Regions from separate parts of the Mus musculus genome. Here region 2 is linked to region 1. The links are chromatin loops, found by intact Hi-C in ENCODE. Cell type or tissue: left cerebral cortex. All regions are shown on one strand. Each heading gives the region's core, and the rest is flanking DNA. Links, peaks and the distances in the headings are about the cores only.

The links. A loop is a pair of places that touch in the nucleus more often than their neighbours do. Peaks named below come from ENCODE experiments on the same cell type or tissue, not always from the same donor. Only the 100,000 strongest peaks of a DNase experiment are listed, where the experiment ranks them.
Region 2: it touches region 1 in a loop (6-fold over the local background); 7 of 42 quality-filtered maps call a loop at or near these places.

Annotation. Positions count from the first base shown.
Region 1 is chr17:15,458,513-15,473,632 of GRCm38, forward strand. No RefSeq gene overlaps it. Among named protein-coding and RNA genes, the nearest start is that of Gm49668, 30 kb to the left of the region's middle. In left cerebral cortex, for the core only: CTCF peaks have their summits at 6,802 (motif pointing right) and 9,378 (motif pointing left); a DNase peak (open chromatin) is centred at 9,391.
Region 2 is chr17:15,371,062-15,386,181 of GRCm38, forward strand. Dll1 (delta like canonical Notch ligand 1) reads right to left here and starts at 4,762. Exons shown (of 11, transcript NM_007865.3): 1 at 4,126-4,762; 2 at 3,605-3,898; 3 at 2,829-2,889; 4 at 2,376-2,633; 5 at 545-605. The coding sequence starts at 4,179. In left cerebral cortex, for the core only: a CTCF peak has its summit at 7,087 (motif pointing left); DNase peaks (open chromatin) are centred at 3,680, 4,783, 4,921, 5,962 and 2 more places; H3K4me3 peaks cover 3,893 bases; H3K27ac peaks cover 1,808 bases.

The sequences.
Region 1 (15,120 bases), core at 4,563-12,562:
TAAATGGGACAAGTATAATTATAGAACCATTGTCAGTTTTACCTTTAGGGAACTGGAGGACCTGATGACAACCCATTTGTCCCTACCTTTTGGCAGTGCAGTTGCCACTCCACAGGGTGGCACTGACAACCTTCATGGCTGTAGGGGTGAGGACCACAAAGTATGGGCCATGTTGGCTCTAGGCTCTGGGTTGGGACCCTCTTTACCCATACAAGGTGGCCAGGCTGGAACTTGTGGGCAGGCTCAGACACAGGCAGGGCATGGCCTCTCAAACCATCTGATGAATAGTGCACTGGAACTGTTGCAGGGCCTGTAAGGACTTGAGGAGGGATACACTTGGCCCTTGGGAGAACAAAAGATAGAAGGTTGGCCCAATTTTGCTGGCCTCAAGGACATATTTAATTACCTGTCCTAAGTTTTGTGGCCTCTAGACACAATGTAGTTTCCAATCATATTTAGGATTGTTGCCAGATTTAGGGATAGTTCAGCTGTGAAGTCAGGCCTCACGAAGCTCAACCCAAATCTAGGATTTTTTTTTAACCCTGGACTGTCAGAGCCTGAGTAACTCAGCAGCTTTGGTTGCCTCAAGATGGGTGACCTGGTGGAGTTTGGTTACCATCTGTCTTCCAATAATGGCAGGGAGTACAGGTCTCTTGTCCAGCAAGTATCACTACCCACTTGCCTCCTGTTTGGCGTCTTCTTTTTGTCCACTTGGTTTCTTTGGGCATAGGCTGGGTTCTGAAGAAATTCAGGTTCAGGCAGGGTAACCAGGATTTGGAACGATCCAATTGGTTCTACGGCCTCTTTCTGGGTGGCTAAGTCTGTTTCCCTGTTCCCTTGGGTCTCTGGGATTCCTTTTGATGCCTTTGCAGTAGGTAATGGCTTCCTCTCTTGGCATCCATAGGGGCTCTAGTAGGGCACAATGGACATGTGCTATGGCAAATTCATACCTCCATGTATAGAGTGATGGCTTTGCCCTTCCCCCAGCAAAGTGCCTGAGTTAACCCCAGAAGTTCGGTCCTTTGTGCTGAAGTCCCTTGGCTGAAGGACTGGGCCCACACCATTTTGTCCAAGGTGACAATGAGGGCCCCAGCATACCTAATTTCATCTTATACAAAGCTGCTCTCCTACAGTCCCTCTTCAGGTGTGACAGATTGGACCATATCAATCACCTTCAGGAATTTTCGACTGACTCCTCTGGAGGTGGAGCAGAGGCCAGAGGCTCCTGGCCCACCAGTTCCAGAGAGGAGTGGCGGGTATAGTAGCCACAGCAACAAGGGAAGCAGCAGGCAGGGCCAGAGCCCTGCCTGAGGTGAAAGCTGAAGCTGTTTTAGTCCGTCTTTCACAGTAGCTACAAGGGCTTCTGCATCGCCAGCTCCTGACTGAACCAGATGAGCTGTGAGCTCCATCTGGCTGGATCCAGAGAGGTCTAGCCAAGACAGCACCTGGACCTGGACCAAATTTCCCTCATGGCGTCAGTGCCAGGGGACCTCATCTGCATCCACTGCAACATCATGAACTCATACCCTGCCATACCCCCATCTGGTCAGTGGAGTCTGATGACCCTAACTTGGCTGCTATCTTGGAGAATCTCTAATGTCTGGCAGCAGGCTGGCTGGACTAGTAGCTGAAATTTTACAGAATTGGATATGAAGTTGATCCAAGAGAAGTGTCTGATAATAAATTATTTGGAAATTGTACATTCAGCTCTCTGGAGTCCACCAGAGGAGGGTCTGTAAAGATTAGGAACAGTCCTTTGCCTGTCTTAGTCTGAGTTTCTATGGCTGTGATGAAATACTATGACCGAAGCGACACGGAGGAAAGGATTTACTTGGCTTATACTTTCACATTGCTGTTCATCATGGAAGGAAGTCAGGACAGGAATGCAAACAGGGCAGGAACATGGAAGCAGGAACAGATGCAGAGGCCATGGAGGCATGCTGCTTACTGCCTTGATCCTCATGGTTTGCTTAGCCTTGTTGTTTTTTTTTTTTTTTTGTAGAACCCAGTATCACCAGCCCAGGGATGGCACTACTCACAATGGGCTGAGCCCTTCTCTATTGATCACTAATTAAGAAAATGCCTTGCAGGCTTGCCTACAGCCCAGTCTTGAGGAGGTATTTTCTCAACTGAGGTTTCTTTCAATGTCTTCAGCCTATACAAGTTGACATAAAACTAGGCAAAATACTGTCTAAAGTCAGTTTCTTCAACCCAGTCCTGTAATATATTTAAAAAGGCTTTTCCCACAAAGAAAGCACTCTTCAAGAATCAGACATTTTATAATGATCAGTCTTAGTTTAATTCATACACAAGTTTGAATTAATTACCTAGTATTATTTTTTATTATTATTAATGCAGTATCTTGCTCTAGCTCAGACTGGCCTCGGATTCATGGGGATAGTTTTGCTTCAGTTTCCTGAGTGCTAAGATTATGAATATGAGCCACCATGTCCAATTTAATTATTTAAGTAAATAATTAAGCAAAGAGAGTAGGCATGGAGTTGGAGCCAATGCAGAGTGCTGGGGGCCCTGGCGTTTTAAAGACAGTATTATAGAGTAGACATGGAGTCTTGGAGTCAGCACAGAAGCAGAAGGAAGAAACAAGGATATTTCAAGACTTCATAAAGAAGCACAGTGACACCAGCATTTGAAAGTGACTCTGAGCTGGGCAGTGGTGGTGCACGTCTTTAATCCCAGCACTTGGGAGGCAGAGGCAGGCAGATTTCTGAATTTGAGGCCAGCCTGGTCTTCAGAGTGAGTTCCAGGACAGCCAGTTTTTTCAGAAGAAGAAGGAGGAGGAGGAAGAGGAGGAGGAGGAGGAGGAGGAGGAGGAGGAGGAGGAGGAGGAGGAGGAGGAGGAGGAGGAGGAGGAAAAAGAAAGAAAAAAGAAAAGAGAAGAAAAGGAAAGGAAAGGAAAGCAAAGCGACTCTAAGTTCCAGGTAGATGGCCTGTGGGTTTTGTTCTTTCCAGGGGGCTGAAATAGTGTATGGGACTTCATAGGAACAACTGATTCACACAAGAACTACTGAATGTTGACCCCAAGAAGGCCTCTCCCATATTTCCCTTTGAGCCTTTCACTGTTTATCACAGGCAGGGAGCTCAGGCAGATGAACATCTAGTTGTATGTGTATTAGATCTTAGATCCTGCACTCATAGCCTCTGAGAATATTTGGTCAATAATAAGCAGTAGGGTCAGAAGAGGAGGAAAGGGAATGTGACCAGTCCTGGGTCACATGATCTAAGTTTAACAGTATCCATGACCTGGAGAAACAGAGTACTCTAACCATCAGCAAAGGGGACATCAGAGCCACTTCTGACCCTGGCCATGGTGGTCACAAGTTTAAAGAGAAGGCCCTAGCCAAGACCACCAGCCACAGGGCCGAATGAGTTTCCCTGGGTGGTGTTGCCTTTCCTCGTTGGGTTCCAGCCTGATATCAACACCTGCGGCTCTTCCAGACTCCTAAGCCCACCTGGCTGTGCTTCCATGGCTTCATGTTCCAGGACAAGCTGCTGGCTTGTGCTGCATGCTGGCATGCTGGCTCAGTGTGACATCCCTCCCGGAGGTCTGAGTCACAGACAGGGAGCTAGCCAGGCAAGCAGTGTGTGCAGGAGTCACCGCTCCACATAGCCTGAATCATGGGCTCTTAAAAGGGAGCCTGGACCACCTGAGCCTCCCAGAGATGCCCAAGACACTTTGACCCTGTTGCTGCTATTGGTACCAGGGAAAACTGTGTGCATGAGGTGAACTTTGTGAGCTCAGCTGTGTGAGTTAAATGTAGCCTACAGCTGTTGTGGGTCGATCCAGAAATAGTCCGCAGTAATAAAGATAATGGCAGAGGTGGTAAGGAGACTGTGGGTAGAGCACATGACTGCTGTCCCTCAAAATAGACTCAGAGGGGACTAGCAGAGAGCACAGAAGACAGAATGATAAACTGTAAATGGAATCACAGGACTGAGGAAAGTTATTAGGCCAAGGGTCTAGTTTCTTTTCTGTTGCTGAGATAAACTGTTCTGACAAAAGGCAACTTGTGAGAGATAGGGGAACGGATTTATTTTGACTCACAATTCTGCGGTATAGCCCATCATTTCAGAGAACCCATGGTGGCAGGAAGTTAAAGCAGCATATTATACCACACTCATAGTCAAGAGCCGAGAGATAGCTAAGCAGGTAAAGGCACTTGCTGATAAGCCAAAGGAGCCTAATTCCTCCCCAGGGCCCCACCCGGCAGGAGAGAATCTACTCCTGTTAAGTTCTCTGACTTCCGCACCAGCCCCCAGACCCACAAAAGAAACATACAAATCTAAAAAATACTTTCAAAAACGACCACAGAGAGATGATTGCACGCATGCAGAAAGCACACGAGTCTCCTCTGCTCTTATAGAGCCCAAGCACGCCAAAAACACGGTATGGTGCTGCCTACACTTAGAACAGGTCTTCTCCTATCAACCAAGGAACAAGATAGTCCCCATGGACACACCCAAAGGCCGAACTGAGCCACAATCCCTCACTAGGATGCTCTTCTCCAGTGGTCTCATCTTGTTTCCAGTCGACAAAAGTAACCATCATTGCCATCACCATCAAGAAGTGGCTTAGCAGTTAAAAGCACTAATTTCTCTTGCAGAGTACCTACATCTGTTACTAGCACCTATTCTAGAGGTTTATAAGTGTCTATGGCTAAGTTCCAGGTAATCTAATCCAATATTCTTTTGGCATGCTTGGGTACATAAACATGTAACTAAAAAAAAAAAACAAAAAACAAAAATAGGGCTGATGGGATGGCTTAGTGGGTAAAACAGCTGTCTACAAGCCTAACAACCTGAGTTTGATGCTCAGGGTACACACGGTGGAGAGAAAGGACCAGCTACTATAGGCTGTCTGCTGATCTCCACACACGTGTCATGGCACACTCGTCCTTCACCAAATAAATAAAAAAGAAGGCACAAAACAAAACAACAACAAAAAACCACCACCAAACCCTAAAATAACAAAAATAAATCTTTAAAAACCCTAACCGTCATAACCAATAAGTGTGGAAAACCTGTTACTTGAGAATTTGAGTGACATTTATATTAACACAGACTGAGGTAAGATGCCAAATACAAAAATAAAAATAGAAAAATAAAAGAGAAATGAATATCCTTGTAGAAGCTGAGATGAGATACATGACCCCCTCCAAACCTCACCCAGTACTGCCTAAGTTTATGCCAGGGGCTCTCAAGCCTCTTAGAGTTCCTCTTAGAGTGGGGGCCACCCTCCAGAGGGGCAGGAAGACCCTGTGAGAGAGCAGGCCAAGTGCTAGAAACTGCAGTAATCTCAGCAGAGGCAGGGGGCAGTGGGCAGGAGGGAGGTGGGAGGCGGGAGAGGGGAGGCAAAGGCAGACAGAGGCAGGCAGATCTCTCAGCACTCAGGTTAAGTTCTTAGCGGCCACTTGGTGGAACCATTTATAACTCCAGTTCCCAGGGATCTGATGCCTTCTCTGACCTCTGTGGGCACCAGGCACACATGTGGTACAAATACATACATTTAGGCAAAAGCACTCATGACACATAGAATAAATAAATATAATTTTGTTTTAAAGATTTCCATCCCATTACATTACTGTTCAACTAGTAGAAATGGGTCTAAACTGCTGTTCTAAGCAGTGAGACTTTACATGAATTTAAATTGTTCAGTTGGTGAAAAAAACTGAACAAACGTAATCAAGGCCCCAAATCTAGGCCTTTATAGGAAAAGAAGGACAAGAACTACGAGAATAAATTAGTGATAACCAGAACACGGGAACCTTGCAAGAAAAAACACCTTTTTCCTTAGTAAGTAAATTCCAAGGGCTGGTGAGATGGCTCAGTGGGTAAGAGCACCCGACTGCTCTTCCGAAGGTCCAGAGTTCAAATCCCAGCAACCACATGGTGGCTTACAACCATCCGTAACAAGATCTGACTCCCTCTTCTGGTGTGTCTGAAGACAGCTACAGTGTGTACTTACATATAATAATAAATAAATCTTTAAAAAAAAATTCCAAGTGAGTGAATGACTTGGCAGGGGTGGGGGTGGGATGGGGGGGTGGGGGGTGGGGTGAGGGGAGGGGAGGTGTCGGGGCTTCAAATCTGAACATACTGTTACAAACACTTATGAATCAATCAAGGGAATTTTAACAGATGGGATATTCAATACTGAGGAATTATAGTTAATTTTGGAGGTGTGATTATAACACTTTGATGTTTTTATAAAACATAGTCATGATCTTTTGAGGCATTAAAATGTTTACAAGATAAAATCATAGGTATTCTGAGATTGGTTTCAAAATAGTCTGGTGGGGATACAGTGGATAGTGACCCAAGCCTAGCTACGAGTCGTCAATGACGTGTGAGCGGTACCTGGGGGGTTACTGTGCTGGTCTATGCCATCTGTATGTATCTTATATGTTCCATGATAAAAGACGGTGAACAAATAAAGATTTAGAGAAATTCAAAGGAAAAGTCGCTTGTGCTTAGTGATGATTTAAATCAAGTACAGGGGCATTTTAGTGTTAAAGAGGAGATAATGTTGCTTGAATAACCTTCTAATGAAGGTTATATACCGGTTATATAAGTGGAATACTTATTCTTTAAAATGCATCTCCTATCAAGTCAAGCCAAGTGCCAGCTGTATTTTTCAAGCCGATTAATCGACAATAGCCACAATGATTATAAATATTTTATAAAATTTGGTTGGTTATTTTGGAATCATACAAGTTTGAACTTTTAAATATGAAATTCTAAACTTACGAACTTCTATTTTTTTAAAGATGTATTCATTTATTATATGTAAGTTCACTGTAGCTGTTTTCAAACACACCAGAAGAGGGCATCAGATCTCGTTACTGATGGCTGTGAGCCACCATGTGGTTGCTGGGAATTGAACTCAGGACCTTCGGAAGAGCAGTCAGTGCTCTTAATTGCTGAGCCATCTTACCAGCCCCCACTTATGAACTTCTATACTAAAATTTAAAAATAAGTAATAAAGACCTATCATGCAGTGCCTATAAAAGAAAAATCCATCCAGTATTAGGGCACTCTATTAATTCAAGTGGTCTTTTACTCCTATGTTAACACATTGATGTTTCCATACACTTGTGATCACTATTTACAATTTTGAATATTCTTATTCCTCTTGTGTCTTAATATTCTGTACTGTTGCTTTAAGGCCCTCAGAGCCTCTGCCTCAAATGGCTGCGCAATATTCCATGTAGTGAATATTAGTTACTCAGCCATTTCTATTGCCATTCTATTAGTTAGAGTCTCTAAGGGAACAGAACTGATAAAAGAATGAATATATATATTATTTATTAATAATCATATTACTACATTTATTTATGAGCTGTTCTAAAATTTAAAGACAGATGATATATGGACTATAAAATTGAAAAATTATCCAACATTTGGTCAGTATATCAGGCCTCTGTGTGTGTGTGTGTGTGTGTGTATGTACACCAGTTGTTGTTCTACATATCTTGGTAGTCCTAATCTGGTAGTTTTAACCTAGTCCCTGAGGATTCCTGGAGAGCTGCTGGTTTTCAGTCAGTGTTGGAATCAGGAAGAAGTAGGTGGTAAGCCAGGGAGAGTGGGGGCAAGCCAGGGAGAGTGGGGGCAAGCCTGGGAAAGGTTAAAGTTGCGGCCTTTTATGTGCACTGCCACCAGAAAGTATCGGACGGATTTACCATTGGTCTCCCCACCTCAAATGATCCAATCAAGAGTCTCTCACAGGTGCGCCCAGGAGCTTGGGTTTTAATTGATTCTAGATGCAGTTAACAACCCAAAATTAGCTATCACAAGTATACCCTGGGTCAACTTGACACACAAATTACATATCCTTCTGTTATGCTTAATTCCCAAAGGAAAGCTATAATCAGGTCATAATTCTACCTAATATGATATAACTTTCTCAAATACAACCGAAAATGTATTATGTATTTTAGAAAAGGTATCGCTGTCCCTTGAGGAACACCTGGTCTCTTTGTGACTGTAGGTTACATATGATAATGACCAGTGATGCCATCTCAGTTTATGTTTCATTACACGATAAAGAAATAGAGGAACGAGGGCTGGTGAGATGGCTTGGCGGTTAAGAGCACTGACTGCTCTTCCAGAGGTCCTGAGTTCAATTCCCAGCAACCACATGGTGGCTCACAACCACCTGTAATGAGATCTGAAGACAGCTACAGTGTACTTACATATAATAAATAAATAAATAAAATCTTTTTTAAAAATAAGAAAGAAATAGAGGAACGTTTTTAAAACCCAAGCATCTGCTTTATGTCTATATGCACGAACACATTCTTTACAGAATAGAACAGAAACATCGTGTCAACAGCTTTGCTGTTCACATGCGTTCCACAACCGCTGCTTAGAACCTCCTCCTAGTCTCTCCTTGTGGATCATAGTGGTTCATAGAGTCTCTGCAAACAGTAAGCAATCTTACTGAGAAGCTTTACAAAGAAAGTACAATTTCCAGGGGATGTTGTGCTAAGTCTAAAACATTTGAGCCCCACCTGGAGTGCAAAATGCTAGCAAGTCCTGTGTAGGCTTTGCCATGATGGGAGAAAATTCCAGACTATGAAAGCTGTACTCCCAAGGGCAGAAGAACAGGCTGGTATAGTTGCCACCTGGAGCTAGCCCATGTTTGGGCTCTGTAGATGTGTGTTCCTAATATTCTAAATGACGTGAAAATTTGGTAAGACTACCACAGCCCAGCCATGTCCTTACCTTCTAGGTGTCACAGTTGATTCTCAACAACCTACTCTAAAAAGCAGGTACAATACCAATAGGAGAGTTGAGAATGTAGAAGAAAAATAGGATCTGTCTATTGCTTTAGAAATAATTAAAATAAAAAATAAAAAACAATCACAGGGCCTGATGATACATGCCTTTAATCCCAGAACTTGGGGAGGCAGAAGCAGGAAGATCTCAGAGTTTGAAATTGGTACGTATAGAAAGTTCCAGGTCAGCGGGGGCTATATACCTAGTGAGACCCATCTTTTACAAGTATATAGCTCCAAATAAATCCAGTGTTCTGATATTTGTCTTTTTGTGTCAAAGTCAGTTCCCTTTCTCCTCCTCCTCTGTCTTCTTTTCTCTCCCCTCCAGATCAAACACACACCTCGCATGCATCCAGTACAGTGATGACCAGTTTATCTTCTTCTGTCCTCTGCAGTTTAATATGTACATGAACTGAGATTACAAGTTACCACAAAATGTCCTTTTGCCAAGTTAAGGAAGAACAGTATTTACTACCGGACTCAAGTTCTATTTCCTGCCTACCACAAACTAAACTCTATCCTAGGAAATGCTCGCCACAAAGTGGGGGCACCAGAGGTAAATCCACAGCGCCACCTGGTGGCCTCCTCCAGGAGCGTGACACAGAACCTGGCATTCATGAATGAGGAATAGCCACCATCCTTTGACAGGCCTCAGCCATCTTTGTGGCACATCTCAAAGCAGGAGTCAGGTCAGGGGTCTGCTTGAGGTGACAGTGGAGTCCCAGTTCAAAACAGTGGTGTTTACCAACAATCCGCCTTACAGTCATCAGCCCACACTCCAAATGAAGTTCTAAATACTTGCCTGTCATGGAAGAAAAATTTTCTAAAGATGATTCACAAGTTCTAGAGATCCACCCGAGAACAAATAGCGGTCCTAATAGGAAAGTGCGTATCTCTAAGCGCCCAAAATTTTAAAAATAAAAAAACAGAGAAAACTCAAATAACTTAATGATGCACCTTGAAGCCTTAGAAAAGTCAGAACAAATCAAACTCCAAATCAGTAGATAAGGAGACATACTTAAGGGCAGAAATTCATGAAATAGAAATAGTGAGTACAAGACAAACCAAAGAATCAGATGCAGAGTTCTTTCTTTAAAAAGGCAAATAAACCTTTTAAAAAGACAGACAAACCCTTAGCTAAGTTAACTAAAAGACAGAGAAGACTTGTAAGATCAGAAATGAAAAAAGAAGTTATTACAAGAGATACCAAGAGTAAGAAAAGCATAAAACATACCTTACAAACCTATATTCCACTAAATTTTTAAAATCTAAGAGAAATGGATGAAATTGATAGGTATATGACCTACCAAAATCAAATCAAAATGAAAAAAAATTAAATAGTCCTATATCCAGCAGCAAGACCGACATGGTCATAAAAATCTCCTGACTGAAGAACACCCAGGTTCAGATGTACTCACTGTATAGATCTCTACCCTTCACTCAAGAATGGAGACCAGTATTTTGCAAATCACCCTATAAAGTAGAAAAGGAAGGAAACTTCCAAACCGGTTTTGCTTTTTTTTTTCTTTTGCCAATATCATACTGATACCAAAACCAGGCAGAGACAACATTAAGAAAATTATAGACTGATCTCTCTGATCAATACAGATACAAACGTTCTCAGTAGGATACTAGCAAACTAATTCAAGATCTCGTCATTCAGCACCAAGTTGACTTCATTAAAGAGAAGATTCAACGTATAAATCAATAAATGTAACTTGTCATATAAATAGACTCAAGGACAGAAACCAAATAAATTCAGGAAAGGTCTTTGATTAGTCCAGTATCTCTTCATGAGATATTTGCTACAGAATCTATGGATATAGGGGACATAATTCAAAACATAATAAAGTCAATATACAACGAGGCCACAACAACATTATGGTAAAGGTAAAAAATATTTGAAGCATTTTTACTAAAATAAAAATAAAACTTTCTCCATTCCTGTTCAATACGGTGCTTGAGTCTCAGAGCAGTAAGAAAAAATAGATACAAATAGGAAAGTAAAAATATTCCTGTTTGTAGATGAAATAGTTTTAATATAAGAGATATTATCCACTCCACTCACACTATTTTGGTTGGAATAAACTTAACTAAGTAAACAACAGAACTTCTACAAGAAAACCTTTAAAGACACTGAAGAAAGGAACTAAGGGGGAAGTGAGAAGATAGAAAGACCGTCCATGTATATGGATTAGAAGAATTTAAAATTGTCAAGATAGCCATCTTACAAAAAGCAAAATACAGATGTGTGCTGGCTTGTCTCATGTCAACTTGACACAGAAACTAGATTTCTGAAAAGTGGGAACCTTAGCTAAGGAAATATCTCCATAAGACCCCGATATAAGCCATTTTCTTTCCTTTTCCTTTTCCTTCTTCTTTTTTTTTAAAAGAATTTTTTAAAAAAATGTATTTTATGAATGGAACACTGTAACTGTCTTCAGACAGAAGAGGCCTTCAGGTCCTATTACAGATGGTTGTGAGCTACCATGTGGTTGCTGGGACTTGAACTCAGGATCTCTGGAAGAACAGTCAGTGCTTTTAACCACTGAGCCATCTCTCTAGCCCTAGGCATTTTCTTAATTAGTGATTGATGTAGGAAAACCCAAGTCCTTGTGGGTGGTTCCATGCTTGGGTCGGTGGTCCTGGGTTGTATAAGGAAGCAGGCTGAGCAAGTCTTGAGGAACAAGTCAGTAAGCAGCACTCCCCATGTGGCTTCTGCATCAGTTCCCGCCTTTAGAACCTTGCCTTGTTTAGAGTTCCTGACTTCCTTCAATAATGAACAGTGCTGTAGGAGTGCAAACCGAATTAACTCTTTCCTCCCCAACTTGCTTTTTGGTAATGATGTTTCATGACAGTAATAGAAACTCTAACAACCTAAAACACAGATGCAATACAATTTCAGTAAAAATCCTAGAACGATTATTTAGGGATATAGAGGACAAAAAAAATCTTAAAATTAATATGGAAGCACAGAAGATTGCCAAACAACCAGAACAGTTGATGGCATCACCATACCTGACTTCAAGCTATGCTACAGAGCCACAGTAATAAAAACAGCATGGTACTGGCTCAAAACCAGACATCTAGATGGACAGAATAGAAAGCCCAGATCTAAGAACATGCATCTTCAGCCACCTGGTTTCAACAGTGATGGATGCCAAAAATGTACATTGCAGAAACGACAATCTCTTAGCAAGCACTGCTGGGAAATGTATATAGAATTAACACCTCACCATAGAATCTTGAGACTCTGAAGCATGTAGAGCAAAAAGTAGGCAGCATGGAGTCAGAGATGATTCAGTTGATTCAGATGATTAAGATCACTGACTGCTCTCCCCGAGGCTCTGCGCTCGATTCCCAGGATCCAGAAAGTGTCTCCCAATCTGTGCATATAAAATTCTACAGGGCCTGATGCCTTCTGGCTTCCGTGGTACACGGACAAACATGCAGACAAAATACCCATACACACAAAATAAAAAATTTTAAAGAGAGTACACGTCACCACATAGGCATAGAGAACTTTATGACTAGGACAGCAGTCGTACGGGAAATAAGACTAAATATTAACAAACGAGAGCTTGAGAAAACAAAAGGCTTCCGTACAACAAAGAAAAGTCAACCAAGTGAAGAGCAGCTCACGGTAGAAACTCTCTGCTATACAGTTGACAGAGGGTCATTAACTAGAACACAGTGACAACAAAAACACAGGGGAAGCAGGCAACCTACCATCTCCTCACCATCCAAAGGAAGCCCTCAGTAGACAAGTCCAACTTGGTGAACCAATGAATTTTATTGAGGATATTTACGAGAATATGGGTAAAGAGTTACTTATAGGAGGAGAAATGACTCAAAGACAGCTGCATAACCAAAGCCCACTCCAGCACAGATGACAGCTCATAGAAGCTGGAAACTTGTATCATACTGTACTGTAGAGCCTGCAGGCAGCTCAACAGGTGACTGGTCTAGTCTCACAGTCTTCTTTGTAGCTTGCTTTGTCTGAGAGTAACTCTCAACCGTCTGTATTATTTAATCATGGAGGGGGGATCTTAGTGAATCTGGTCAGTTCCAGGGACTCCCTTCAAGGATTTTAAGTTATTTGTTTACCTTCTGTCTTAAAGTACTTACTTACTTGCAGGGTGGAATGTATCAATAAGGAAATGGCCACACAACCCATGTTCCATCCCCAGGGTCCATCTAGTAGAAAGAGAGAACTGATATATTGTCCTCTGACCTCTACATTTGCACTATGGCGCAGGTGTGTGTGTACACAAACCCATTAAATTTTAAAATAACCCATTTTTTTACTTTTCTTGCTTATGTGTACAGGTGTTTTGCCTCTATGTGTGTCCATATACCACATACATGCCTGTTGCCCACATATCCCAAAAGAAGGTAGTATAGATCCGCTGGGTCTGAAGTTAGAGATGGTCTCGAGTTGCCATGCAGGGGCTGAGAACTAAACTCGGGTCTTCTGGAAAAGCAGGTGTTAACTGCTGATAAGTGTTCTTAACACCTCTTCAGCCCCATATCCTAATTTTAAAAAGTTGGTTATGGAAGTGTTTTAGTTTCATTCTGTTGCTTTCCTAAACATCACGACCAAAGGCTTGTGGAGGAAAGAACTTATCTGGCTTATACCTCCCGGTCAGTCTCTTGGAAGAAGTTAGGGCAGGAACTCAAGGAAGACCTGAAGGTAGGAATCATGGAAGAGTACTCCTTACTGGTTTGTTCTAAAGCTTGTTCTGGGCCTTATAGTTAGCTACGTTTCCTATATAGCTCAGGCCTACATACTTAGGGATGCTGCTGCCCACAGTGGGCTGAGCCCTTACATATGGATCTCTTACAGACATAGCCACAGCCCAGTCTGATCCAGGCAACTCTTCAGCTGGGAGTCCCTCTTCCCAGATGAGTCAGGCTGCTTCCCTCCTTGCCAACTTAGCACACAAACCAACCACTGCTAAACCATAACCTTCTACTTGTTTGTCACCATTTCCTCGTGTTAGTAAAATGCAATTTATAAAATGCAATTTTAAAAACCTGTCTAAAGTTTTTAACTGAGCTGCTTCAGCAGGTAAGAGCATTTCCAGAGGAACTGAGTTCAGTTCCTAGCACCCATGTCAGATGGAACTCCAGATCCAGGGAAGCTGATGCTTCCGGTCTCCAAGGGCACCTGGACTCATGTGCACACACCTCCCCCGCCTCCCTCTTACAAGTAAAACTAAAGTTTAAAATTCCAATGCTTTAAAAGTACAAAGTCTCAGGCTGGACGTGGTGGCGCACACCTTTAATCCCAGCACTCGGGAGGCAGAGGCAGGCGGATTTCTGAGTTCGAGGCCAGCCTGGTCTACAAAGTGAGCTCCAGGACAACCAGGGATACACAGAGAAACCCTGTCTCGAAAAACAAACAAACAAACAAAAACAAAAACAAAAACAGTACAAAGTCTCAGGCTTGAGAGATCGCTCAGTAGTTGAGAGCACTGACTGCTCTTCCAGAGGTCCTGAGTTCAATTCCCAGCAACCACACGGTGGCTCACAGCTATCCATAATGGGATCTGATGCCCTCTTCTGGTGAGTCAGTGACAGTGTACTCGTATACATTAAAAATAAATAACTCTTTAAAAAGTACAAGGTCTCTTTTAAATTTAAATCTAGTCTTGCTGGGAATGGCAGCACATGCCTTTAATCTCAACACTCAAGAGGCAGAGGCAGGTGGATCTCTGTGAGTTTGAGCCCAGCCTGGTCTACATAGTGAATTCCAGGTCAACTAAAGCTTCATAGAGAGACCTTGTCACAAAATTCATTCATTCATTCATAAACCCAAAGACCCTTAAATATGGGCTTCAGTGGAAAAAGATAAATTACATAAACAACACACTTAAGCAAAACCGAAGTCTAGCTGTATAGATCAATGTCTATCATGTCCACTTGTCCTTTTACAATACACTCTTCTGGGCTCTAAAGGGCTCTCCAACTCTGCTGTCCCCAGCACACATGGTGGTAGTACAGGCTCAGGTCAGATTCATCCCACACTTACCACTGTTCTTAGCAGATATCCCAGGTCCGAGCTGCTCCAATATCTGCTACAACTCATGTTCTGCCTTCACCAATAGCTTCTTGGGCCTCTCTGCAGGTACCCCAACCCTGCAACAGGGTGCCAGTCCTCAGCTTCTCTTTATGACCCCTTCAATCAAGAGCTTTCCTGCCTTTAAAACCAGTAACAGGTGGGTGACTCTTACAGATATTTTGCCAAATTCAGCTAACAGCTTGAGATAGACTTGACCCCACTAGATCAGTTTGTGTGCTTATCCTTAATAGATACTTTCCA
Region 2 (15,120 bases), core at 2,854-10,853, 89 kb before region 1:
GACATCAGGCCATTTAAAAGCTTTAACTCCCCTACCCCTGCCCCGAGCCATTCCCTCCCAGAGTCTCAGATGAAGGGCACAGGGTACCCTGCTTGCCTTTCACATGCACAAGGATTATGGATGTGGAATCTCATTTTCCATACAAGCTTTTTAACTGAAGCCTGTATATTTCCATTATGTACAAGCTTGAGTTAATGAAAACCTATGCTCGTACATTTTCAGGCCTTCAGTAGAGTAATAGCTCCTACTCAACTAACTCCCTGGAGTGTTTTACAGCCTATATGTGAAATATATATATATATATATATATATATGAAGAAGAAAAGGTGAGCCAGGCATGGTGACTTTAGGGAGCCTGAGAACTATTATGAGTTCAAGACCAGGCCATATTACATAGAAAAGCTCCTGAGCAACGTAGAAAGTCTCACAGGAAAAAAAGAAGAAGAAGAAGAAGAAGAAGAAGAAGAAGAAGAAGAAGAAGAAGAAGAAGAAGAAGAAGAAGAAGAAGAAGAAGAAGAGACAAAAAATAACTTTGCAAACTTACTTGCACTCCCCTGGTTTGTCACAGTATCCATGTTGGTCATCACACCCTGGCAGACAGATTGCTGCAAACAAATAAAAACATAGGTTGGAGCTCCAGCCCAGAGACTCCCCAGTATCACCAGGTGGAACTGAGGAAAATTAGCAGGACCTACTCTGTAGGTCCAGGCTGAGTGGATCTCAGGTCACAGAGCCTAGCCCACCCTGGCTGGTGGCTTTGGACTTCATTCAGGCAAGGAATGAGAATTCTTCTTAACATAGTGCGTCTAGGACAAAAGGGCTCTCAGAAGCCCCTACTCCTACCCCTGTCCCTTTTTCTTCTAAAAGAGGGTCAGAAGTCTTCTCCCTCCTCCTCCCCCACTTCCCAATTCTATGCACAAAGCCCCACCTCTTCATATCCCAGAAAGTGTGTGTGCAGATAAGAGTGGACAGCTGGTGTGCAGCGTGCAGGGCAGGACAGCTGCTCCATTGTGTCTTCCCTCCCGCAGCTGCCCCAGCACAACAATGCTGCCCCCCCACCCCCACCCCACCCCGGCCCTAGCCATGTGTGTATGCGCTCACACAAGCGCGTGTGCGCACGTAGCCTTCTACCAATGGGAGCAGGCAGTGTCCCCACCGCCTATCCTCAGAGAGATCTAATCTATGGCACGTGTAAGTAGGGGCGGGGAGAGACCCCAGTGTTTGAATAAGAAAAGTTTAGATTTCTAGCCACCCCAGAACTATTGGCCCTGAGAGAGGAAAGCTACTGTGGGAGGTCAGAGGCGCCCAAAGGGGTAGGGGGGCAGGGGTGGCCACAGGCTGAGGCTTTGAGCTGGCTCACTTCCCCAGTTATGAAACTCATTAATGATCAGCAACTCCAGTTCTTAAGAAAACAGCCAAATTCTTGGCCAAGACGGGAGGGGGGGCGCTCAAAGGATATGGGAAACTAGGCAACAATATGTCCAGGCTCTCACTGAAGTGTGGACCCATCATCCTCAGGCAAAAACTAAAGCTAGAAAGTGACTCGATATCCTCCCCCAGGCACGAACAGAGGTTCTGGGCCTCACAGAGTCCAATGTTCAACTGCTGCAGGGCAGAAGAACAAAAGTTCACCAGGCCCTGACGTTGGAAGGAAATGCCATTCCTACAGATTGGGCAGATGAGGCCTCAGATTGCTGGAGAGAGGCCCCCTGAGGTACAAACAGACCAGAACCAGAGCAGAAGTCCTCCCTGTGGCCCTGGTACCCTGGTTTGCAAGAAGATTATAGGACATCAGCTACTGCCTTTCTTCATTTAGACAAGACAAGGTGCCCTTCAGCCATGTAGCCCTGCACTCTGCCTCAGCACACCTGCTAGCATTCCACAATCCCAAGGATTGAAGGATTCCCTGAAGGACAGGGCACACAGAGTACACCCCAGGGAATCTTTGGAAACAGATTTCTGTAGGCAGGTCAGGCACCCTAACTCTGTGGAGGAAAGGGAGGGCTTTCCAATGGGACATTGTTGCAGCAAGGAGAACTGTTGGAAAATGAGCCCTCCACATCCCCGCTCTGTCCCTCCCTTCCTTCCTCTCTTCCCTTTCTAATACAAAGGCCCTAGGGAGAGCACAGCCTTACTTCCTGACCCCTGGCCTTGTCTCTGAACTCCTCCCTGTGAAGAAAAGCAGCTTCCTACAGTGGACACAAGGTCTCCCTTGTTAAAATGCCAGAATCCAGCCTAACTGCCAACGGCCTTAGCAAAACACTGCTCTTTAGGCCTCAGTTTCCCCACTGAGCCATCTCTACCATCTCCTGTTGCAAAGCCTCGTGTCTTTCCCCATAAATGGACCCTTAGGGGTCATTCTCCAGAGGACTCACGGTCAGTGCAGTACTGGCCTTTCCAGCCAGGGTCGCACATCTTCTCCCCTCTGTCCCCGCAGGTGAAGTGGCCAAAGGCGTCATCCCGAGGTCGGCAGAACACAGAGCAACCTTCTCCGTAGTAGTGCTCGTCACACACAAACCGGTAAGAGTACCGGAGGTCTGTGCGGCCGCTACTGTGAAGGTCCTGAGACCATTCTTCTCCCACAGTGAGGTGCCTCTGTGTGGTCAGGCGGCTGATGAGTCTTTCTGGGTTTTCTGAGAGAGAAGATGCTCAGGTTGGTAATGATAACACCTAGACGCTAGGAACCGAGAGAGTGGTATGGATGCTGTCAAGCCAAGGACCCTTCTTCTCTGAACTCCAGGTGCAGAGTGAAGGTAAGAGGCCTGGGCTGAGTGGGTAAACTGTGTATCAATGGGGAGAATGCATAGTTTAGGGGCTTGGAGTCTTACCTGTTGCGAGGTCATCGGGAGAGTCTGTATGGAGGGCTTCAATGATCAGAGAGAAGGTACCCTAGGGAAAGGGGAGAAGATGCTTGATAACCGGAAGTGTGGAGGAGGAGGAAGGGGAGGAGGAGGAGTTGGGAGACTAGGAGTGGGAGGAGGAGGAGCTGGAGGAGGAGGAGAGGCATTAAAGAGAACCAAGTACAGAGGCTCTCAGATCTCTGTGTTGTGCCAATGAAGGTCAACTCCTATCACTTTCCTTAATTAGAAGAATTTTAAAGAGTGTCCCCCCCCACACACACACCGTGTGTGGGTTTGGTTTTTTAAAAACATGTTAATACAGGAAATTGTATTTTAAAAAGGGGGGAGAGTACTTGATGGAGCAAGGTGGGGTGCAGGAAGAGGAGAGGGCAGCTGTCATTTGTTTTCTGGGGGTGGAACCTCGAGGATGGAGAGCAGCCCCAGCACTGGTAGCAACCCAACCAAGGCCTAAGAGCTAGGGGACAAGAACTCTCCCAACTTTGGGGGTAGGGGAGGGAAGCATTCGACCTTTCAGGTAAGTAGGAGGTGTGTGAGAAATGCCCAGGGCTTGCAAAAGCCTCTGGGGTTCCACACCCCCTCCTCAACTGCCAGTCAGTTCCCAGTAAGAAGTCAAGACCTCAGGCGTGTCTTTGTGGGATTCCCCAACCCTTATCAGTGGCCCTTGCCTTCTTCCCACTGCCAACCACCAACCAGCCACCCCTACCCCTCCAGACCCAGCCGAGTGCGCGCAGGTGCCCACTCACTGGCCAGGTGAAGCCGAAGGGGAATCGGATGGGGTTGCTGAAGGCGGGGTCGATGCCTGCGCCATCAGGCAGGCTGAAGGAGTCGACACCCAGCACTGGCGTGACAGCACTGCCGTAGGTGCAGGGTGGCTCCGGTGACACGCTGGCCTGGTAGTGCTTGAGGCATACGCGAAAGAAGGTCCTGCAGGCGCAAGGCGGGCCAGAGCCCCCGCGGCAGCAGTTGCGGTTCCCCAGCAGCCCCTTCTTGTTGACGAACTCCTGCAGCTTCAGCTCAAATACGCCGGAGCTCCAGACCTGCGCGGGGAAGGGGCGTGAGGTCGCGCCGGCGGCGGAGGGACCCGGGGGCGCGCGGGCCCTTGCTAGGACGCAGAGGCCGAGCGCACCTCAGCGCCCATCCGGAGCTGCCCGCTGCCGGGCAGCTCTCGGGGTCGTCGCTGCCGGAGTCACTTGGGGATGGACAGCTGATCGGCTGGTCCGACTCCCCTCCCTCCACCGCGCAGCAGCCCCGCCCGGCCCCCTACCTGGCACAGCAGGGCAGAGACCACGGCAAGGGCTAGCGCGCTCCGACGGCCCATGGTACCGCTGGACGCCCTTGCTCTCCTAGAGTATCCTCTTTTCTTTCTTCTTCAAAGACCCAGGGATGCCAGGAAAGTCTATATGACCCGAGGAGTACTGGCGGAAAGGCGTCTCTCGGCTCCAGGTGTGCTATCAGGGCCAGGTCGCTTCAGGAGGGTGCGGTGCCTTCAGCTAGGTCCCCGGCAAGAGCTCTACGAGGCACTGAGAAAGGACAACTTTCGGTTTCCTCTTCGTCTGGCTTTCAGTCCACGGAGAGGTGAGTGTCTCCTGCTTTCTGGTTTTGTCTTAAGCTTCTTCGCGGAGGGAAAGAGGAGAAAGGAGATAAGACACAGAGGGAAGAGAGCCCAGATGTTCAGCTTAATTCCCAAGAGAGCTTGCAGTGGCTTCCTTCGCAGGCCTATTAGGAAGCGGCGGTCTGGAAATCCCACCGGTGAGGCGATAATCCGGGGCCCCGAGGGGCGCGGTGGGAACGGTGGTGGCAAGGACTGCGGCGCGCGCCCTGGTTTCCCGGCCCGGCGTCACTCGGCAGCCGCTGCCGCTCCCAGAGTGTTCTAGACCGGTATCTCTTGCACTATCGCCAAGCCTCGCGTCTTCCTCAAGAATTCAGCCAATGCCATGCGAGAACACACACCGAGGACCGGAGGCCGAAGCGTGGGAGGCTCCGTGCCGCACCGGTGCTCTCCCGTGACCTGCCCTGGTCAGACAGGGTAACCGCGGGTGCACGCCGGAGGATCTGGCCCGGGCTGGCGCCTGCCACCCTTAAATCCTGCCGGCCGCTCGCATAACTAATGAGATGCAAATGAGCAGCCCCCCAATCTGGCGAGAGCTGTCACAAAGGAGCCACTTTTCCAAACCCTCCTCTCAATGGATCGCCAAATGGTCAGTGAGCTGTAAAATGTGCAACCCTCCTCCCCGCCCCCCACCTCCCCGCCCCCTAGTCCTCTCTGCCTCCGCCCTCGCCCCTTCGCCTCCCTCCCCCAGCGCAAAACCCGCTCATTTACATTCCTGCAAAACGTTCCCGGAGACGAACCGCTCTGCTCCCGGAGCTGGAGCTGAGGCCGCGTCGCCCACCGCCCCACCGCCACAGGCCCGAAGACCCTAGGCACGCTGGGCGGCCTGAGCCTCCCACTCGCGGTCACCGCTAGACTCGCTCGCAGGACGCGGCCTCCGGACCTTGGCGTTTCCAACACTAGCCGCCTAGGCTCTCCTCGTTTGTTCAGTCCTAGGGACTGAGGAACCGGGGAGAGGTTAGAGGCCCGCGTCCCTGCTGCTGCCCCTCCTCCCTGGCAGCCTCTTTCTAAGGAGGAGTCTCCCGGAGGGGGCGGGGGCGGGGTGCCCGGTAGGAAAGGGACCCTTGAAGAGGTGGGCAAAGGGTGGCAAGAGCACCCCGGCAGTTTGGGAAGTTTGGGGAGGTTAGGCACGCTTATACCTCTGGTGAAGCCTGGCGATTGAGCCTCGGAGAGTGCCGATGGGCTAGCGATCCGGGCCGGACACCCCCAGACACCGCAGTGTCCCGGAGCGCTGCTGTCTCCGTGTTGTCCACGATCACTGGAAATGGGGAATTGGGGTCCGGATAGTGTATTCCCTGAGCCAGCAGAGCCAAAAGCTAAGCTTACCCCTTTCCCGGTGTACACACCCTCTCCCGGGAGATTTTCAACCAACACCACCTTCACTGGTGTCCGGTCCCACTCTCCTGGGTATTCCCCTCAGGCCTCCCTCTGCTTGGTAAAAAGTGAGTTTGGTGTGTGTCGTTCGCGTGGCTGTCATTAAGGCAGTCTGTTATTGTGCGAGGCTGAATCAGTGGCTCTTTGTGCGCTCAGCTGTATGGTAATGCAGACAGCACCTGCTCTCTGCACAATGCGGAGAGAAAGAGCTCCCCTCCGCGCACGCCGCGGCCTCTGCGACAATGTCCGGCACATGTTTGAAAGACTCCCCCCACCTCACCCCCCAACACATAACCTTTACACAACCGTCACCTTATTAGGTTTTTACACATCCATCAGACACTAGAACTTTTGTTTTCTTTTTTTTCTTTTTTTTTTTTTAAGGGAAATGAGTTTATTGGGAGGGCCCAGGACACACGTATCACAATGAATTACCTAAACGGCTCCCCTGGTTACAAGCTCCAGAGAAAAGTAAATGGAGATATAGTCTCTGACTTAGCACCTAGCTTTGTGTTGAGCATGCCATGAGCTGTATATTCCCATCTTTAGAGGGGCCTCTTTACTCCACCCCCACCACCTAGGCAGCTTCATTAGAATCCCGAGGTGTGATTCTTGGAGCTAGTGTTCCTTTGATTGTAGCACAGCCCCTAGGGTGTACCTGACAGGTGTCCTCACTGTAGGTGTTGCTGTCCTGTTGGTGAGAATGAGCCCTGTCCTGGCAGAGTAGCTTGATCATTTAGGCCAGTATCTGGAGCAAGATGTATATAATGCACAGAAAGAGAGGAAAACCTTCGCATGCCCAGAGAAACACTGCTAACAAGAATCTAGCAGTTACTGGGCAGAATCATCTGTGTTGGGCCATCTGGCAACTGAAATTACAGCTCCTTTTCTGATGACCCAGCCTGCCTACTGCTACCCTGTCTCCCAAACACTTTCAAAGTTTCAGAATCAACAGGAATTTCTGCACTTCACGTCGTCATCGCCAACTCACAGACAATCAAAGAGTTAACCAAAAAGCCATGTGTATAATACTCAAGGCTGAGGTGAGAAAGGCAGGGTTAGATCCCACTTTTTAAAAAACCTGTTTATTATAGAACAAATGGAGGCTTCAAAAGATACTGACACCCCTAAGGCACACCCCCATGGCCGTGGCAAAAACAGTCCCTGTCCTTTGTAAACTGTGTAGGGATTTGCTACATCACCACAAGGCTGGGCTAGCTTGAATCCTAACTTAATCTTGCCACCTAGTGTTAGGATTCCTTTTTCACTAGCTAATGTTTCCTGGGAAAGTTACTTTCTGAGAACTCTGTTTCTCAGAGCTCTGAAGCTGCTCTCTGTTGGGACTTGGGAGTGGGACTCAGGTGACAGGGGGTTCCTACAGCAGAGGGGATTCAAAGAAGAAAAGAAACAAGGTCAGATGCAGACTCCTCTGTGCCTTCGAGATTACAAGAAGAAATGAAATATCAGGAACCTTTTAATTAGAAGATGGAAGTGGAAACCAGGCTTGTTTGAATGCCTGTTTAGAAAACTGGAAATGAAAAGTTTCACGCGCAAGGGCTTAGACCCTGAGAGGGGTGGACTTGTCCCAAATCTTGAACAAACCCCCCTTAGTATTAAGTATTTGTTAAATTGACATGGCACAGATTTCTCGATTACAGTGGCAAAGCAGTTCTGAAAGGCATCGTAAAATCCATCAGAATCCTGCCCAACGCATTCATTCTTTTCCAACTTAATTTATGCCACACCATTCTGTATTGGGGAAATCAAGCAGAAAGCTCTTTTTTTCCTCCCTCCTACTCCTTCTGCTCTTCTTCTTCCTCCTCCTCATCCTCCTGTTTCCCCATTCTCAATCGTCCACCCCTAAGTTGGTTCCTATTCCCTTCTCTTTCAAACACAGAGCTAACGGGGAGACTGTTTAACTTCAGTGATTCTATAGGAGCCTGTTGTAGTTTAACTCCTGCGTACCAGTAGCTGAGAGGAACAAAGGACAGACTCGAGGTCCAGCTATTCATCCTTTCTTTGCACTTTAATTTTCATTGATTGGGAAGACAAGGGGAGCCCTTAGGGATTCGAGCCGGGAGGGGGATGACACGCCTTTAGACGCCATCAGCCCCCTAGCCAGCCATCTGCTCCGAACCAAATGGCGTTTTTTCACTCCCTAACTGCATGTCTCTATACTCCCACAGCTAAGCACTCAGAACCCCCCAAATGCAGGAGGGAGCTTAAGCCAGAGTATGTTAAATAGATTTGCCTGAATGTTGGCCTAGCCAACAGATTTCCCCTCCCCACACACCATAAATCCTCACCTTCACCATTAGAAGAAAGAAGGAAACTTTCTTTTAAATGCTTTTTGATGTTTCAGCAAATTTACTGTACAAAGTGTGGCTCATTAGAGCTGAGGAGACACCGAATACATCAGATACAGGACTAGAAGGAAGTATTTGTTGTCTGGTGGTAGTGTTGATTTTTTTCCACATGCCCCCCCCCCCCAGCCCCAATCTGAATAATTGCAATGGGTGGATAGGGCAGACTCAGGTTGCATAATAATCAGAATTAAAGCCACAACAAGTGCATCTGGAGTTCTGTCTGTTATTGATCCTGATTGTTTTCTGTATTTTACTGGTCCATGTGGTAATAAAAACTCCCAGGCACAATTTTATTGAATTAGTCGTGCCCATCCTCAGCACAGGTCACCTAGTCCTGACCCAATTCCTTCATGCACACACCTAAAAGGCTCACTTCTCAAGATACAGAGTTAACCGTGGCTGCAGACAGGGCAGTATCCATGCATAACTCCCAAACAGTTTTCAGACTAGGCCAAGCACAGGTTCAGTTTTCTGTGTAAACAAATCTGGAGACTTGAGCGGGATTTGTGTTTTCTCAGACCCACTGAACACTGTATACACAACAGAGGGTTCTCTCAGTCCTAAGAATTAGGATCCTTGTTCGGAACAACAAAACTGAAACTTCCAAGCAGCAAATCTGGTGTTGATCAAACATGCCAGCTTGCTTGAGGGGAGGAGGAAGAGGAGGAGGAGGAGGAGGAGGAGGAGGAGGAGGAGGAGCCTGTGTATTAATTAGTTCTAGTATCACATCTTGCCCAACAGCCCTTCTGTCCATTTTCCGCAGCCAGTTTTAGAATCAAAAGCAGTTAAAATATTAGGGGGAAAAAGTCCTTGCGTTGACGTGGAAAGGAAGCCTGTACCTGTGGCCCACCTGTCTGGTGTGATCAACCAAGTCCGCAGCACAACTCCCCTTTTAAATTCTCTCTGTGGTGCCAGGGCTGGCCTGGAGCTCAAGATACCCCTGCCTCAACCTCCTGAATTTTAGGATTACAAGCATGCCAACCATAATCCTGGCGCACACACTTTAATGTTTGTACAGACATGTGCACACTTGAATGCAATCAGCATTTGGCTTCCAATTAGACTAGAGACTTCGAGCCTCAGATTCACACCCACCAGGTGGAACCGGTAGGCCTAGCCTCCTCTGCGTTCTGTGGGCAGTACACTCAAAAGGAGTAATGAACCCAAAAGACTCCGGCATGGCGCCCCGTGAACTTCAGAGTGGATCGGGGTCCGAACTCCGTCATGCCGTAGGATCACAGCCCTTTCTTCTTTGATGGAACCGGCTGCCGCCTCCTTCTACCCACCTAGTTGGTGATTTTCCTTTGGGTAGCTAGATAGGAACTCAGAGCCATTGTATGCGCTCCGAGGACACCTCACCCTGGGGTGCGTGGGTCTTGGGAAGCCGGCTGCAGAAAGTTGCAAAGGCATGTGCTGATTTACATGAGAAAAGGGGAGGCGCGTGGCTCAGCTGGCGGCTGCCGCGCAGATGACAGATCGCCCCACCCGAGGCCCCTCCCCCTATGCCTCTCCTTCCTCGGAATCGTGGGTTGTCTGCTCCGGGCTGTCCTGCGCTGATTTCCATAACAAAGCGCGTGTTTACCTGCGGCTGCAGCCCGGGCGGGCGGGCCTTTGTCCCAGGATCAGATTATCCTAGCAGCTGCTCGTGGCCAGCCGAAGAGAGTCACGCGTGCACCTCGCTCGGAACTTTCCGCGGCCTTTGGTCTGGAATGGGTAGCAATGGGGTGAGGGGTTTGTGGGAAGAAGGCTCTAACAGGGGAGGGGTTGCGTTTAGTTTGCTCATACGTTTCTGACTCTCAACTAGAGTTAGCGCCCCTGGGGGCTTCTGGACGGTGGCGGTGCTAGAGAGGTGGCCATCGCTGGGCCTGTGGATGTGGGTACGACTTGAGTCACAAAGCTTTGAGACGAAGTCGTGCTGGTTCCATGCAGCTGGGCCCGGGCCACAGTGCTCTCACCTCACCTGGTATCACGAGGACCAGCTGGCTGTGCGAACGATGTCAGAATGACATCGCCTCCACGCTACCCCTACTCGCTCCCCTCCCTGTCCTCTCTCCTCCCCAGTGTCTAATTGCTCAGGCTCTGGCCTTGGGCGGGAGAGTTTAAAGATTAGGCTCCCAAGAGTTTCTTAAACAATAACCTCAAAAGCCTGGCGCTCTCAGGCTTAACTAGGGTCTGAGCTATGCTTGCTGTGTGAGCACGTGTGGTTCATGGCCTCCCCAAGGAAGTCCCTGTTGGACACAGCAGCACCCAAAGGCCACTCCCAAGATGCCCCAGAGAAGCCTAGGCACCAAGGAAGCTTTTAGTGCTCCAGGCTTCCCTGGCCTCCCCCACCTCCCTTTTCTATGAGCATCTGCCCTGGAGAACAGATGTGGGCACCTGCAGTGACAGGCCGCATATGCTCTGCCCTATTCACAGGCATTCAGACGTGGCACAATGAGAGGCTTTTGTGTGCAGAGAGTCACTAAATATATTAATCTGTACTCCCCAGAGCACCGGGCTGTTTAATTTTTCACTAGCAATAACATCTGATCTAATCCTTAAATCGGCTCCCAAAAGCCTTCCCTCCCGCCCACCCCCTCCGCTGAAAAAAAACGTGTGAAGTTATTCAACTTTCCACCTGTTGCCTGCTGTATTGGGCCGGGTAACTGCAACTTCTAATGTTGGTTCCGGCAGGGGGTGAATGGAAGGCACAGCGCTGAAAACTGCTTGCCACATGAGCATGGCTCTGGTGTGTTTATCAGAAAGGAAACTGAATACTAAGTGTGGAGTGTGGTTCCCCAAATGTTGTGCAAACAAAGAACAATAATTATTGAACAGGCTTCCAGAGCAACTCCGTGCACTCACCCTGCCTGTGTAAGCACCTTTAAAAATATACACCAAGTTCCCATTTATCTCTGTGTTTATTAAACTCTAGTGGTTATTAAAAGTACCACTCAATAGGCTATACAGCCCAAAGGTAACATAAATCTCAGATGTCTTTAAAAAAAAACATTTTTGTTGCAGAACTCTTTTATCTTAGCATCCCTTATTCCATTTTGATTTGTTTTGGGCCACAATGAATCTTTTAGTGCCATTGTAGATGTCACAATGCACAGGGACATCAGGCTGTGAATGAAGACAGAAGCAGTTTAAACAAGCCAAACCCTTTCTTTCCTTTCTGTCCATTGTCTTATGAATGGGCCTTCGGCTGCATTCGGCTGCTAGGAGACCAGATTTGCAAAGCTCCACTCCAGTAAATCTGCTGGGGAGAAAGAGACCCAAAAAAGCAGCCCAGGGACTAGAGAGGAAAGAAAGGGCACAGGCCACACTTTTTCACCTCCATCAGCACATTTTCTCCATCACAAAATGTAAAACATACTTCCTCGTGTTACATTTAAGTTCTTCTGTCTTCTCTTTTCGCTCTTCTGCATCCATCGAGGCACAGAAGGACAGCCATGGATCCACCATCAACATTTGTTTTCCAAGTGTGATATTTTCTTTTAGGAAAATGAGAACCGGGCCTGGGAGCATGCCCATCACCCAGAGCTCTCAGAATAAATGCTAGCCAGGAAGAACGTGGTGATGACTTCATGATCCCAACTGTGACCTGCGCCAGTGTGCACTGGGACTGTTCCTGTCCTCAGTGATACGTTAAGACTAGGAACATCATTGTTCTCCAGTTATGAAGGTCCTCATGGCCACTCATCGCCTGTTAGCTGGTGATCCCTCATTCTTCAGCGATGGACGGAGTCCCTTGACCGCTCACCAGGTCAATGGGAAATCAGAGTGACTCAGAGGCAGGGATGGGGCCAGGCATGGCAGGAAGTGGAAGACTCTTCATTTCCCGAGTCTCAAGGCTTAGAGTCCGTCTGAAACTAGACATACTGTCTGCTTCTCTAATAGCTATAAAATGAGTTCCAAAAGGCTGTGTGTGTGTGTGTGTGTGTGTGTGTATGTGCTCGTGTGTGCGTGTTTCTATTTCCTGAAAGGGTTTGTGCAAAATTATCATGCTTCCTCAAAAGCATGGCAGAATTTGCCAGTGAAGCCATCAATGTTCAGTATTGTTTTCCTCAGAAACGCTTTGCTCCGTTTCTTTAATACACATAGGGATACTCAGCTCTATTTTTAATTTGGTCAGTTATATGGCTCAAGAAATTTTGTCTAAAATTGTTCAAAGAGCTGGGGCTGGAGAGAGAACTGTTAAAAGCACTTGCTCTTTCAGTGGACTGGCATAAGATTCCTAGTATTCACTTGGCAGCTCACAATTGCCCTTAAGTCCAGATTCAAGGAACCTGACTCCCTCTTCTGGCCTCTGCAGGTACCAGTCACACACATGAGGCATACGCATACATGCAAGCAAAACATTCACGCACACACATGCACACACGCACAAATCTTTTAAGTTGTTACATATTCTTTATTCTCTTTACTACGATAATGTCTGTGGTAATACTGTGACATTGTTAGAAGGGTTCATCTATGTCTCTCTTTTTATCTCGGAGAACCAATCTTTTGTCACTAATTTTTTCTCTGTGGATCTAGGCAGCTATTGGGACAGCCATTAGTCTTAGTTTATTCGTTTTTTGATGTCTGAATATGGTAATTTCAAATTTTGTCAAGCTTTGTGGCAGTTTAAAGTGGGAGGAAAAGTTCTCTTGGAATTATGTCTTCATAGGCGGAAGCTGAAACAGATACTTTTGATGCAAGTAACAGAAAACCCTGGTTCCATACTTAGTGTATGAAGAGACTTTGTTTTATTCTACTAGGAGGGAGGGGAGGTCTAAGTGTGGATAAATTAATGGTTCAGCTTGTTACCCAACCAAGGCTTCCATCTGCCCTGTGTTGATGAGCTCCTACATCCTGGGGAATCTCTCACACAGCATGGTCTATCAGAAAGGAAGGGTGTTGTCTCCCTAGATGATACCTTTTACCAACTATAAAACATTCAAATAACAATGTTTCTCTATATAGCCCTGCCTGTTCTGGAACTTGCCCTGCAGATCAGACTGGCCTTGAACTCAGAGATCCACCTGTCCCCACCACCTGAGTACCAGGATTAAAGGCATTCATCACCAGGCCCAACTGTGTATAATAATTTTTGTAAGCTTTAGACAAGTTGGAGTTTGAGTAAGAGTGTACTACCTACTACTATTACTGCTGCTTATTCAATCACTTTAAAATGATCAAATGCTTTTCTTTTACCACATTAATCGATTAAACATTCAAGTAGTTCTTGATTGGTAACAAAAGTAGCCCTTTGTCCACACCATACTGCTCTGCTCCCAACACCCCCTCTCTTTTCTTTCTTTTGTTTTAAAAAATTTATTAATTCACTTTTCATCCCAATTGCTGCTCCCATCCTAGTTTCTCCATCCCATTCCTCCATCCTCTCTCCCCTTCTCTGAGAGACTGGAGGGGCCCCTAGATATCCCCCTCCCGACCCTGTTATATCACTCCCTGCAAGGCTAGGTGCATCCTTTTCCCCTGAGGCCAGAGAAGCAGCCCAACTAGAAGAACATACATGGTCCAGCCCATGTATGCTCTTGGTTGGTGCTTCAGTCTCTGAGAGCCTCAAGGGCTCAGGTTAGTTAAATCTGTTGGTCTTCCTGTGGAGTTCCTATCCCCTTTGGGTCCCACAGTCCTTCCCCCCAACTCTTTCATAAGGGTCCCCAAGCTCCATCCAAAGTTTGGCTGTCCAACTGCTCCTCTTACTCTAATCTCACATCTACCATTAGAATTTACTGTCATATTATATATACAGGATTGTGTGGTTGTGTATCCTTTCCTATTAAATTACAATTTAGTATTTACCTTATAACCATGTAATTAGGGCTGGAGAGATGGCTTAATGGGTAAGAGCACTGACTGCTCTTCCAAAGGTCCTGAGTTCAAATCGCAGCAACCACATGGTGGCTCACAACCACCCATAATGAGATCTGACACCCTCTTCTGATGCGTCTGAAGACAGCTACAGTGTACTTTTATATAATAATAAATAAATCTTTGGGCCAGAGCCAGCAGAGACTGAGCAAACGGGGCTGGCCAGAGTGAGCAGAGGTCCTAAGATTCAATTCCCACAACCACATGAAGGCTCACAACCATCTGTACAGCTACAGTGTACTCACATACATAAAATAAATAAATAAATAAATCTTTTTAAAAACCATGTAATTAGAATGTATGTGTAAGCATGGTTATAAGGGGTTTTTATTGTTTGTCTTTATTGTTCAATGCATATCTGGTTTATTTGCTTATTGATTGCCATTTGTAGCTATTACTACCAAAATCTGAAGATCCCCTTTAGTGTTCTAATGTATTGTGCATTCTGAGGACTCCATTAAATGTTCCTTTGTCTGGTTCATTTTGTTTTCAGCTGGGTTCAATATATTGGCTTTGCTTTCTTTAGAATTTTAAGGCTAATGCTCCACTGTATCCAACGTCGTAGGAGCTCAGGAAGAGTTTCTTTGTCCGCATGACTTCCCGTCTCTTAAATTGGAACTTTCTGTTTCTTCTTCTAGAGATTTTATTTGGTTGGCTGGTTTGTTTAGACAGAGTTATCGCTATGTAGATCAGACATTCTTAAAGTCGAAAAGATTCACCAGTCTCTGCCTCCATGTTCTAGAATTAAAGTCACGTGCCAACATACCCAACAACTCGAAATCCTTTATTTCTGCTGTTTAGAAGTCTTGTAAGGATGTAGCTTATATAGATCTTTTGAAGTTGCCTTTTGAGCACTGATTGTCATTTTCAACATGAAATCAAGTCTTCCAGATAGGAAAGGTTTTCCTGAGAGATTTCTAAAGTGTTTTTATTCCCTTCATTTAAAGTTTTCTCTTTTCCATTTTTGGATACCAGACCACACATTTTAATCTTGTTTTTTTTTTCAGTCTCTTTGTCTTCTATCATCTTAGAGATGGCATCCTACTTATCA